Linked DNA regions of Homo sapiens: region 2 is linked to region 1. A link is a contact called in ENCODE Hi-C or POLR2A ChIA-PET data. All regions are on one chromosome and are shown on one strand. Each heading gives the region's core, a stretch centred on a gene start or an enhancer-like site at or near the end of the contact. The rest is flanking DNA. Distances are from core to core; before and after follow the strand shown. Region 1 holds the start of LINC00674 (long intergenic non-protein coding RNA 674). Region 2 has its middle 18 kb from the start of KPNA2.

Region 1 (6,257 bases), core at 2,225-4,724:
ACCTCCTGTGTTCAAGCGATTCTCGTGCCTCAGCCTCCCTAATTGCTGGGACTACCGGCATAAGCCATCACGCCTGGCTAATTTTTTTGTATTTTTTTTTTTTAGTACAGACGGGGTTTCACCATGTTGGCCAGGCTGGTCTCAAACTCCTGACCTCAAATGATCCGCCCGCCTCGGCCTCCCAAAGTGTTGGGTTTACAGGCGTAAGCCAGCGTGCCCAGCCTATCTGTGGTATTTTTAGTGTGATGTCTAGAACTTCATATACTTTTTTGGATTACTTTAATTGTAGGGCTGTATCCAAACTGATCAAATGCTCTCGGAGGTAACTATTTGGAGAAGTGACTTCACTGATTGATTAAAATAAATGACTGGCATGGAATAAGGATTAAAATATATTAATCTGAAACATTTAAAATTGCATTAATGTTATAACAGCCTAAAGCAAAACTAATGAATCACATAAAAAATCCCCCACGTGGCCGGGCACGGTGGCTCACGCCTGTAATCCCAGCACTTTGGGAGGCCAAGCCGGGCGGATCATGAGGTCAGGAGATTGGGACCATCCTGGCTAACACGATGAAACCCTGTCTCTACTAAAAATACAAAAAATTAGCCAGGCGTGGTGCCGGGCGCCTGTAGTCCCAGCTACTTGGGAGGCTGAGGCAGGAGAATGGTGTGAACCCGGCAGGTGGAGCTTGTAGTGAGCCGAGATGGCGCCACTGCACTCCAGCCTGGGCGACGGAACGAGACTCCGTCTCAAAAAAAAATCCCCCACGCTGTTGTCCTTACTAGTTTACTTTGTGCTAGACACTTTTGCATGTATATGCATACAACTTTTATTCTGTTTTTAAACTTTGCATTACATATACATTCTTCCATATTATATGATCTTCATTAAAATAGTTAAATGGCTGCATAAAAAACCATGTGGTTCCTGGACCATTATGCTGTTCCCTCATTCCCCTTTTGTTTTTAATGGAATAGAGCAAAGAACATCTTCTGTATTATTGTCAAGAATAGTGAGAGGTGACAGCGTGCTGGCAGTCCTCACAGCCCTCGCTTGCTCTCGGCGCCTCCTCTCCCTGGGCTCCCACTTTGGCGGCACTTGAGGAGCCCTTCAGCCCACCACTGCACTGTGGGAGCCCCTTTCTGGGCTGGCCAAGGCCGGAGCCCACTCCCTCAGCTTGCAGGGAGGTGTGGAGGGAGAGGCGTGAGCTGGAACTGGGGCTGCGTGCAGCGCTTGCGGGCCAGCTGGAGTTCCGGGTGGGCCAGGGCTTGGCGGCCCCGCACTCGGAGCAGCCGGCCGGCCCTGCCGGCCCCGGGCAATGAGGGACTTAGCACCCGGGCCAGCGGCTGCGGAAGGTGTACTAGGTCCCCCAGCAGTGCCAGCCCACCGGCGCTGCGCTCAATTTCTCGCCGAGCCGTAGCTGCCTTCCCGCCGGGCAGCCCTCGGGACTGCAGCCCGCCATGCCTGAGCCTTCCCCCGCCTCTGTGGGTTCCTGTGCAGCCCGAGCCTCCCCGACAAGCCCTGCCCCCTGCTCACGGCGCCCAGGCCCATCGACCACCCAAGGGCTGAGGAGTGCGAGCACATGGCACAGGACTGGCAGGCAGCTCCACCTGCAGCCCCGGTGGGGGATCCACTGGATGAAGCCAGCTGGGCTTCTGAGTCTGGTGGGGTCTTGGAAAACCTTTATGTCTAGCTCAGGGTTTGTGAGTGCACCAGTGGACACTCTATCTAGCTACTCTGGTGGGGCCTTGGAGAACCTTTATGTCTAGCTCAGGGATTGTAAATACACCAATCAGCACTCTGTATCTAGCTCAAGGTTTGTAAACACACCAATCAGCACCCTGTGTTTAGCTCAGGATTTGTGAATGCACCAATCAACACTCTGTATCTAGCTCAGGATTTGTGAATGCACCAATCGACACTCTGTATCTAGCTGCTCTGGTGGGGCCTTGGGGAACCTTTGTGTCCATACTCTGTATCTAACTAATCTGATGGTGACGTGGAGAACCTTTGTATCTAGCTCAGGGATTGTAAACACACCAATCAGCGCCCTGTCCAAACAGACCACTTGGCTCTACCAATCAGCAGGATGAGGGTGGGGCCAGATAAGAGAATAAAAGCAGGCTGCCAGAGCCTGCAGTGGTAACTCGTTCGCGTCTCTTTACACAGTGTGAAGTTTCAGTTTTTTGCTGTTTGGGTCCACACTGTTTTTATGAGCTGTAACACTCACCACGTAAGTCTCCAGTTTCTATCCTAAAGGCAGTAAGACAACAAGCTCACCGGGAAGGATGAACAGCGCCGGACACGTCGCCTTAAGAGCTATAACACTCACCACCAAGGCCTGCAGTTTCACTCCCGAGCTAGTGAGACCAAGAACCCACCTAAAGGAAAAAACTCCGAACACATCTTAAGGTCAAGAAGGAACGAACTCCTGACACGCCACCTTAAAAGCTGTAACACTCACCACCAGGGTCTGTGGCTTCATTCTTGAAGTCAGTGAGACCAAGAGCCCACCAATTCTGGACACAATAGGGCTGAGTGCGGTGGCTCAGGTCTGTAATCCCAGCACTTCGGGAGGCCAAGGCAGGCAGATCATTTGAGGTCAGGAGTTCGTGACCAACCTGGGCAACATAGAGAAACCTAAATGTCCCTCCTAAACGTGTCTTTACCAAAAATAAAAGAATTAGTGGGGTGTAGTGGTGCATACTGTGATCTCAGCTACTGCAGAGGCTCAGGTGGGAGGATCATCTGAGCCTGGGAAGTTGGGACTGCAGTGAGTCTGGGTGACAGGGAGACCCTGTCTTAAAAAAAAAAATTTTAGCAGTATAGTTACAAGGTCAAAGGATATGGTACATCTTTAGAAAGTTGTTATCTTTCTGCTCCTGAGATAAATACAGTAGTGTATGAACAACTCTTCATACGTTACTCCAAGGTTTATCTTGTTAATTCTTTAAGACGTATCATCTCCCTATCCTTGGCTGCACCTGAAAAGAGCGGGACTCTGCAGGTAACCCGATTTTCTCCACCAGGTGAGTCCCGGATGGAGGCGTCAACTACAAGACCAGGAACAGCACTCCTGGGGCTTTGCTGGAACCATCGGCGTGGGAATGCTGTCTCTTCCCTCGCCAGAAATACGACAAGTTCCCGGCGGGTAGCAGACTTGGTTCTAATTTTCCTCGCCCCAGCCTCTTGGAGCGCCCTGCATGCTGTGGGCGTCTAATAAATGCAGTCGGCCCTGCTTGGTCTAAAACTCTCCCTTGAGTGGACCGGACACTAAACCCCTCCAGGGGTCACAGCTGCCGCTCCCGCCGCCACTTTGCTCCTTGCCTGCTCCCTTCCCGCGTTCCGCCTGGGACCCTCGGCGGCAGCTCACACCTTCCCTCAGTGCCGGTGCCCGCTCCGGGCATCTGGCGCGCGCCCGCCGGCCCCGCCCCGCTGACCCCACCGGCCCCGCCTCCCATCTCCCCCTCGCCCCCCCGGAGCCGACAAATGGCCGCGGCGGCCTCAGGTCCGGCGTCACTCAGACAAGGGGGCGGGTGGAGGAGGAAGCGGCCAAGTCCACAGTCCTGCTCCCGTGCCGCCGAGCACCGCCCACCTCAGCTGACCAGCCCTGTCCGCTACTAGGCCTCGCCTAGAGGAGGGAAAGGCCGTGGCGTCCGCTCCCTCCGCGGCTCATGGCGACGACGCTTGGCACATCCGGGACCCTCAGGCCGCTGCAGTCGCGTCGCCGGCTGCTCGGGCCCCAGCCCCGGCCGCTGTGGTGACTCCGCCGCGCCTCGCCGTCGCCCCCGTCCCGCCCGCCGCCCCAGCCGCCAGGGACATGTCTAACCTCGGAGGCCGTAGGAACGGGCCTGTCGAAGTGCGCCTGACAGGTGAAGGGGGCGCGGCGGGCCGGGCTGGGCAGCCGCGAGGTGGGCGAGCTGGCAGGGGTGCTTGTGGCCTTGGGAAGGGCCAGGGTCGCGATCAGTGGTGAGTTGGGGGTCGGAGGTGTGGGAAGGCCTAGTTCAGAGAGAGCAATTGGAAAACCACTTGTTCCGGTTTGGACATTGTTTAAAAAGCCGAGGATGACTCGGGGCGGGGGGGTGGTGTTTTGTGGAGGGGAGGGTACACCAGTTCGCATCGCAGGCGGATTTCAGGTCGGAAAGTCTTGGTCAAGGAGCCCGACGCTGCCTCCCGGGGCTCGGGGAACAGCCCCTGGGCTACCGCCCAGGTGAGATCGTGAAGGGGATGAAGAGCTCCCGTGGCGAGGATTATTGAATTCGGTTGCTGACTGCGCGCAGTAAACACTCCTTAAAGATGGAGCGCTTAACGGGAGGGTGTGCGTCTGTGTTCCCGGGTTGTTACCTTGCACACACCCACTTATGCCCGCGTGAAAAACCTTTACTCCCCGCCGCCGGCCACCGCTGCCAGGGTCACACACCTTAAACTCACGTCTCTCTGAGGAGGGGAGACAGGTTGACTTCCGGTGTGCCTGTCTGATCCGACGGCTTGGGCTCATTGTACACTGTGTTTTGGAAGTGTCTGATTGTAGGGTGGCATGTTTGGGGGTTGTTCCTTATAGGCCGCAGAACTTGTGTCTCACTTCTAGCTCCAGACCTGCTTTAAAAACACACTTTTTTTTTTGGTGGGGGGGCGGAGAGGGTACAATTCTAAGTATGTCCTCATACAAATTTTCGAACAAACTTTCTGTTACTCTCCCCACCCTCCCCCTTCCTTTTTCGAAATGGAAAAGAGTGTCCAGAGGGGTTGCTAGATAGAAGACTACACTTACAAAGTGTTTATGATTCCAGGTGCATGAAATCTTTAACATTACAGGTACGTTTTGCTTACAGTGCCATTTTTGGTATTCTTACAGGGACATGCCACCCCCGTTTTAGGAGAACTTGTATTTGGTTTGAGAAGGAATTGGAATCACGGCGTTATCCTACCTTCACCATTTACCCCTGATAAATTGTCCACGTTTATATTTGGGTGAGTGGTGAGAAAGATAATTTTCCGTAGAGGATTTGTGTGTGCGTGCACATGTACTAATAAACTGTAATTATATTTGCCCACACTAGACTTTGAGATTTATTTGGACTAATTTTGCAGTTGAATGCTTGTGTGTCACATCCCAGTCCACTGGCTAAACTTGCTGGATGAAAACTTGCAGTGAATTTGGTATTTGAGAATTTAGCTTGAATGTGTATGTTGGCTGCAATTTAGATAATGTATTACCTTCATGACAGTTTTCCTTTCCCTAGGGAAAATTGCCAGGAATCATTAACTGAGTGGTTCTTAATGGAAAACCTGGATTGGAGGATACTTATATTCCCCCCCACCCCCCATTCAGTGTCCTTATATTGGGAGGAGTCAGTGGAAACCTTTGTAGGGGATCTTTGTTGCTTTGGAGTTTATCTGTTGCTGTTACTATCTGGAGTCAGTGATTGTGGAAAGAACATGTGATCCCAGGTGTGCAGAAAGCATCAGAAATAGGCTGTTTCCATTTACTTTCCTCTGGGCTATATAGAGAAAATGAGGAAAAAGTAGGGATTTTGATTTTCTGCAGATAAAATGAGTTGAAGTTTTTAGTATGACTCAATAGATCTTAAAGTGTTTATCTGCAGTTTCTGTACTGCCTAAGATACATTATAAAAATCTGTATGTAAAGTTTGTTAAGAGGAAAGATTATGCTTATCTTTTAGGGGAAGAGGGAATATTGAGCTACATTTATAGAGTGATTTTGTTTCAGGTTTTTCTGAGGAATTTTAAATACCCTGTGTCCTCTTAATAGTAAAAACAGTTTGAGGTACTCTAAGTTTCTTACAACTATTTGTCTCTGAATAGTTTTCTCTTAAAATTTGACAAATATTAAAAACATTGTCCTTCCTTCTTTGGTTACAGTGGAGTCTCTTCTGTTTTGCCAGGAAAGTTAACATATTGTTTTTTTCATTTTTGTTCATCATTTACAAATTAGATGGTATAGATTTTAGCAAATAGATCTCAAGAACTGGATTCAATTAGCAGCTTTTAAGGACATAAACATTAAAGGGTTAGATGGAAAAGATTGTTTTGACTGACTGGATAAATGACAGGGCTGTGTTTGATGTGTGTCCAGGAATTGGTCTGGAGCTGGTGCCCAACTTCTCAGTCCATCTTGAGAAGCCAAATAAAATACTTAACCTAGGCCTCATTTTGTTCAAAAAAAAAAAAAAAAAAAGTTGATTCTTTGTGAAGACCTTAAGAAATGTTTGGCATACCTTTAGACTAA
Region 2 (5,629 bases), core at 2,296-4,795, 47 kb before region 1:
ACCAGCTAATTTTTGTATTTTTAGTAGGAGACGGAGTTTCACCATGTTGGGCAGGCTGGTCTTGAACTCCTGACCTCAGGTGATCCACCTACCTCAGCCTCCCAAAGTGCTACAGATGTGAGCCAATGCGCCCGGCCTATTTCCTACACTTTTGTAAATGTGCTTTTTTTTTTTTTTTTTTTTTTTTTTTTTGGAGATGGAGTCTCGCTCTGTTGCCCAGGCTGGAGTGCAGTGGCGTGATCTCGGCTCACTGCAACCTCCGCCTCCCGGGTTCAAGCGATTCTCCTGCTTCAGCCTCCCGAGTAACTGGGACTACAGGCGCATGCTGCCATGCCCGGCTAATTTTTTGTATTTTAGTGGAGACGGGGTTTCACTGTTGTTGACCAGGCTGGTCTCAAACTCCTGAGCTCAGGCGATCCGCCGGCCTAGGCCTCTCAAAGTGCTAGGGTTACAGGCGTGAGCCACCGCGCCCGGCCTTTTTTTTTTTTTTTTTTTTTTGACGGAGTCTTGTTCTTGTTGTCCAGGCTGGAGTGCAATGGCGCGATCTCGGCTCATTGGAACCTCCACTTCCCAGGTTCAAGTGATTCTCCTGCCTCAGCCTCCTGAGTAGCTGGGATTACAGGCATGCACCTCTGTGTCCAGCTAATTTTTATATTTTTAGAGACGGGGTTTCACCATGTTGACCAGGCTGGTCTAGAACTCCTGACCTTGTGATCTGCCTGAGAGGTGACAGCGTGCTGGCAGTCCTCAGAGCTCTCGCTTGCTCTCGGCACCGCCTCTGCCTGGGCTCCCACTTTGGCGTCACTTGAGGAGCCCTTCAGCCCACCATTGCACTGTGGTAGCACCTTTCTGGGCTGGCCAAGGCCAGAGCCGGCTCCTTCAGCTGGCAGGGAGGTGTGGAGAGAGAGGCGCGAGCGGGAACCGGGGCTGTGCGCAGCGCTTGCGGGCCAGCTGGAGTTCCGGGTGGGCGTGGGCTTGGCGGGCCCGCACTCGGAGCGGCCGGCCGGCCCTGCCGGCCCAGGGCAGTGAGGGGCTTAGCACCCGGACCAGCGGCTGCGGAGGGTGTACTGGGTCCCCCAGCAGTGCCAGCCCACCGGTGCTGCGCTCGATTTCTCGCCGGGTTGTAGCTGCCTTCCCACGGGGCAGGCCTCGGGACTGCAGCCCGCCATGCCTGAGCCTTCCTCCGCCTCCGTGGGTTTCTGTGCAGCCCGAGCCTCCCCAACGAATGCCGCCCCTTGCTCCACGGCGCCCAGTCCCATCGACCGCCCAAGGGCTGAGGAGTGCTAGCGCATGGCACAGCACTGGCAGGCAGCTCCACCTGTGACCCCGCTGTGGGATCCACTGGGTGAAGCCAGCTGGGCTCCTGAGTCTGGTGGGGACGTGGAGAGTCTTTATGTCTAGCTCAGGGATTGTAAATACACCAATCAGCACCCTGTGTTTAGCTCAAGGTTTGTGAATGCACCAATGGACACTCTGTATCTAGCTGCTCCGGTGGGGCCTTGGAGAACCTGTGTGTCGAATCTCTGTATCTAACTAATCTGATGGGGATGTGGAGAACCTTTCTATCTAGCTCAGGGATTGTAAACGCACCAATCAGCGCCCTGACAAAACAGGCCACTCGGCTCTACCAATCAGCGGGATGTGGGTGGGGCCAGATAAGAGAATAAAAGCAGGCTGCCCGAGCCAGCATTGCCAACCTGCTGAGGTCCTCTTACGCGCCATGGAAGCTTTGTTCTTTTGCTTTTTGCCATAAATCTTACTACTGCTTAGTTTTTGTGTCTACGGTGTTTTTAAAAGCTGTAACACTCGCCGAGAAGGTCTGCAACTTTCACTCCTGAGCCCAGCGAGACCACAAGGCCGTCGGGAGGAATGAACAACTCCAGATGCGCTGCCGTAAGAACTGTTAACACTCACCGTGAAGGTCTGTAGCTTCACTTCTGAGCCAGCGTAGACCATGAACCCACCAGAAGGAAGAAACTCCCAACACATCTGAACATCAGACAGGACAGACTCCAGACACGCCTCTTTAAGAGCTGTAACACTCACAGCGAGGGTTTGCAGCTTCGTTCTTGAAGTCAGTGAGACCAGGAACCCACCAGTTCTGGACACGTGCCCACCGTGGCCTCAAAGTGCTGGGATTACAGGCATGAGCCACTGCACCCTGTCGCTTTTTTTTAAATGTCACTCCCTGATCCTAAGTAGTGTAAGACCTCAGATGAACGAATGTAACTGCCATTGACTAAAGAACTCTAGTTGGACAGGCGTTTTAGCTGTTGTCCTTAAAAGATGGCCTTTGGTTGACATTCGTTCCAAAAGCATGATGAAACACTGAAAACTTGTGTGGTTCCTTTGTCCCAGGAAAGGGAAGATGGCAAGGGCTTATATCTCGTTTGGCAAGGAGTTCACAGTTTCCCTGCAAGCCCCAGAAGGTGGGTGGTAACAATGGGATGTGTTTGGCTCCTCATCCTCCTGCTGACAGCCAGGTCTCAGAGAGGCAAGTCCCACACTTCCCAAGCTCTGGATCCGAGCTTCGCTGCCGCAGAAGGAAAGTCTAACTAGTTAGGAAGCACAGAACTTGCCTGGCCTTCACCAGCATAATCAGATCTGTCATTCTCTTCAGGAACTGGCTCTGCTCTAGGCCTTGTTCTTTGCTCTGGAGGTAACAATTGCCATTTTTCTTTGGTATTTCTGCTGTAGTGATCATACTTGCCCTTCTCATAGGAAATCATGGGAATCAGCCCCAGTCACAGCTGGCTCCCAGATGGCTCTTGATCCTGTGACCCCACCAACATTCCAATGCGATTTGCTTGGGAGGTTCAAACTTGGCTTGCTGGGGCACCATTCTTCTGGAACCCCACCCTGGGAGATTTATAGGCAGGCCTTGGAGAGAACAAATCTCTAGAGGTGGGATGGGGCCAAGCAGTTTCCTTGTGTTGCATGTTCTAGAATTCTGCCTAAAACAAAAGAGGCTGACCTCATTCTTGCCCCACCCGAAGATTGAGCGGGAATAACTAACTAGCAAGCTATTACTGACATTGCTAAATTACCTAACAAAGTTCTTTCTGTCTCTGTCTCTGTCTCTCTTGATATATACTAATATATGTGTATGTATACTATATATATAAGAGAATTCTTCATATATATGTGCATACATAAGAGGAATTCTCTTCCAGTGTGTGTTCTTGCAGTAGGATGCTAAGTTTGACATAAAAATGATCTAAGAAGATTGTATTCTCCAGGTCCCAGGCTGAGAGTATCCAACCTGTTCAGGTAGAAATGGCCAGTAGAGCTCAGATAGTTTCTCATTACAAAGAAATTCTTTGGTGTCCATTTCCTGGAGATACTGTGGAGGATGCTAGCAGGTTTCTAACATACTTCAGCTGTTCAGGAAATACTTTAAATAATTTCCTGCTGTAGAGAGTAGGAGGAGGGCCTGAAACTTGGAATGCATTACTCTCTTTATGGTCTCAAATGTGGTTCACAAGGACCCTTCGCTGTTCACACACACGCTCCGAGGCGTTCTTTTCTGCCTCTACCAGCCTTTTTATGTGGGAATGTTCGTTTTCTAAGTGTGGCGAGAATCCTACTAACTTGGACTTCCCATAGCATGCTGGCCTGAGCTTCCTAAGGAACTCTACAAACATGAGCTAATTAAGCTTGGAAAGCCCCATGCCAGTCCTCCCGGCTATTATTGAAATGAGGCCAGCTCTGAGGTGGACCAGCTGCAGTTTTTGCCCGGCAGCAACAATTCAAACAGTGGAGAGGAAGGGAAGCTGGCTGCCTAACGCAATTGAAACTGCAAGGGAGAAGCAAGTTAGGCAACACGTAATTCATTGCCTCCTTGGTTTGCTTCAGCGTAACAGTGGGGCTCAGATACTGGCATTTTAACTGGGTCAGTTAGGCCTTTGTCCAGGATTTCAGGCAATGGCCCAAAAATGGACAAGTCTAAGATTTTGCTTTTTTTTTTTTTTTTTAATTGAGGTGGAGTTTTGCCTTTGTTGCCCAGGCTGGGTGCAATGGCGCCATCTCAGCTCACTGCAACCTCCACCTCCCAGGTTCAAGTGATTCTCCTGCCTCAGCCTCCCAAGTAGCTGGGATTACAGGCACGTGCCACCACACCCAGCTAATTTTGTATTTTTAGTAGAGTCAGGGTTTCACCATGTTGGTCAGGCTGGTCTCGAACTCCTGACCTCAAATGATCCACCCACCTCGGCCTCCCAAAGTGCTGGGATTACAGGCGTGAGCCACCGAGCCTGGCCTAAGATTTTGCTTTTATCTAAAGCAGTGGTTCTCAGTCGAGGGAGATATTGCCCCCCAAGATGACAATTGACAAATTCTGTAGACTTTTTTTTTTTTTTTTTTTTTTTTTTGCGACGGAGTTTCGCTCTTGTTGCCCAGGCTGGAGTGCAATGGCATGGTCTCAGCTCGCTGCAACCTCCACCTCGTGGGTTCAAGCGATTCTCTTGCCTCAGCCTCCCGAGTAGCTGGGATTACAGGTGCCTGCCACCACATATGGATACTTTTTGTATTTTTAGTAGAGATGGGGTTTTGCCATGTTGGCCAGGCGGTCTTGAACTCCTTGGCCTCCCAAAGTGCTGGGATTACAGGCGTGAGCCACCACGCCCAGCCAACAATTTACTTTTAAAAGGTAAAAGTAAAGCTGGTGACAATGAAAAGGGCATGTCTTTGCCCTTTTCTGCCTAAGAGATTAAAACGTGGACAACATGCAATAGCCTTCAACTCTGGTCTCCCTGCCTTCTCTTCCTCTGTTGTACCACACCAGTCCTCACAACCACCACAGGGTGTGTGCGTGTGTGTTTTATGAACCTTGTTCACCCTTACAACAACTTATTCTCCTAGATTCCTCCCTTTCTATTGTCTTTATTATAATAAGGTACAACTTTTTAATTTAATTTTTTTTTGAGACGAGTCTTGTTCTGTCGACCACGTTGGAGTGCAGTGGTGCGATATCAGCACGCTGCAACTTCCACCTCCCAGGTTCAAGGGATTATCCTGCCTCAGCCTCCCAAGTAGCTGGGACTACAGGTGCCCGACACCATGCCTGACTAATTTTTGCATTTTTAGTAGAGACGGGATTTCACCATGTTGGCCAGGCTGGACTCGAACTTCTGACCTCAGGTGATCCGCCCATCTTGGCTTCCCAAAGTGTTGAGATTACAGGCGTGAGACACCACACCTGGCCTTATGTGCAATTTGTATTCAGTAATGAGTGTGAAGTGCTGTAATCTGAAGCGTGCCGCTCAATGCTTTTTTTTTTTTCCCAGACAAGGTCTCACTCTGTCATCCAGGCTGGAGTTCAGTGGTGCAATCTTGGCTCACTGCAACCTCTGCCTCCCGGCTTCAAGTGATTCTTGTGCCTCAGCCTCATGAGTATGTGGGATTACAGGCCCAAGTCACAATGCCCAGCTAATTTTTGTATTTTTAGTAGAGATTGGGTTTCGCCATATTGCTCAGGCTGGTCTTGAACTCCTGGACTCAAGTGACCCTCCTGCCTCAGTCTCCCAAAGTGCTGGGATTACAGGAGTGAGCCACTGTACCCAGCCACTCAATGCATTTTTACCTACATGGACACCCAGGTAACCACCATCCAGATAAAGACATGGAACAT

The links. A loop is a pair of places that touch in the nucleus more often than their neighbours do. ChIA-PET counts read pairs that join two places held with the same protein, here RNA polymerase II (POLR2A). Pooled maps may share reads with other maps.
Region 2: a map of endothelial cell of umbilical vein shows a loop between it and region 1 (6-fold over the local background). The contact joins the enhancer-like site here to the promoter of LINC00674 in region 1. A Hi-C loop is called at or near these places in 5 of 168 maps with a recorded cell type or tissue (CD4-positive, alpha-beta memory T cell, PC-3, endothelial cell of umbilical vein and 2 more), 1 of 37 single-sample maps with no recorded cell type and 12 of 50 pooled maps. POLR2A ChIA-PET finds 5 or more read pairs at or near these places in 6 of 52 experiments (A673, SK-N-SH, activated CD4-positive, alpha-beta T cell and 3 more).

Annotation. Positions count from the first base shown.
Region 1 is chr17:68,098,081-68,104,337 of GRCh38, forward strand. LINC00674 (long intergenic non-protein coding RNA 674) reads left to right here and starts at 3,475. Exons shown (of 6, transcript NR_027418.1): 1 at 3,475-3,879; 2 at 4,863-4,978. LOC124904048 (a long non-coding RNA gene) reads right to left here and starts at 3,416. Exons shown (of 2, transcript XR_007065885.1): 1 at 2,472-3,416. RefSeq lists enhancers at 2,816-3,595, 3,596-4,374 and silencers at 3,340-3,479, 3,530-3,589, 3,750-3,909.
Region 2 is chr17:68,050,971-68,056,599 of GRCh38, forward strand. No RefSeq gene overlaps it. Among named protein-coding and RNA genes, the nearest start is that of KPNA2, 18 kb to the left of the region's middle. Within about 2 kb of position 3,546, at least 14 of the 41 ENCODE cell types and tissues checked have a DNase peak (open chromatin) inside an H3K27ac peak, as active enhancers do; they include A673 and endothelial cell of umbilical vein, where a contact is called at or near this core.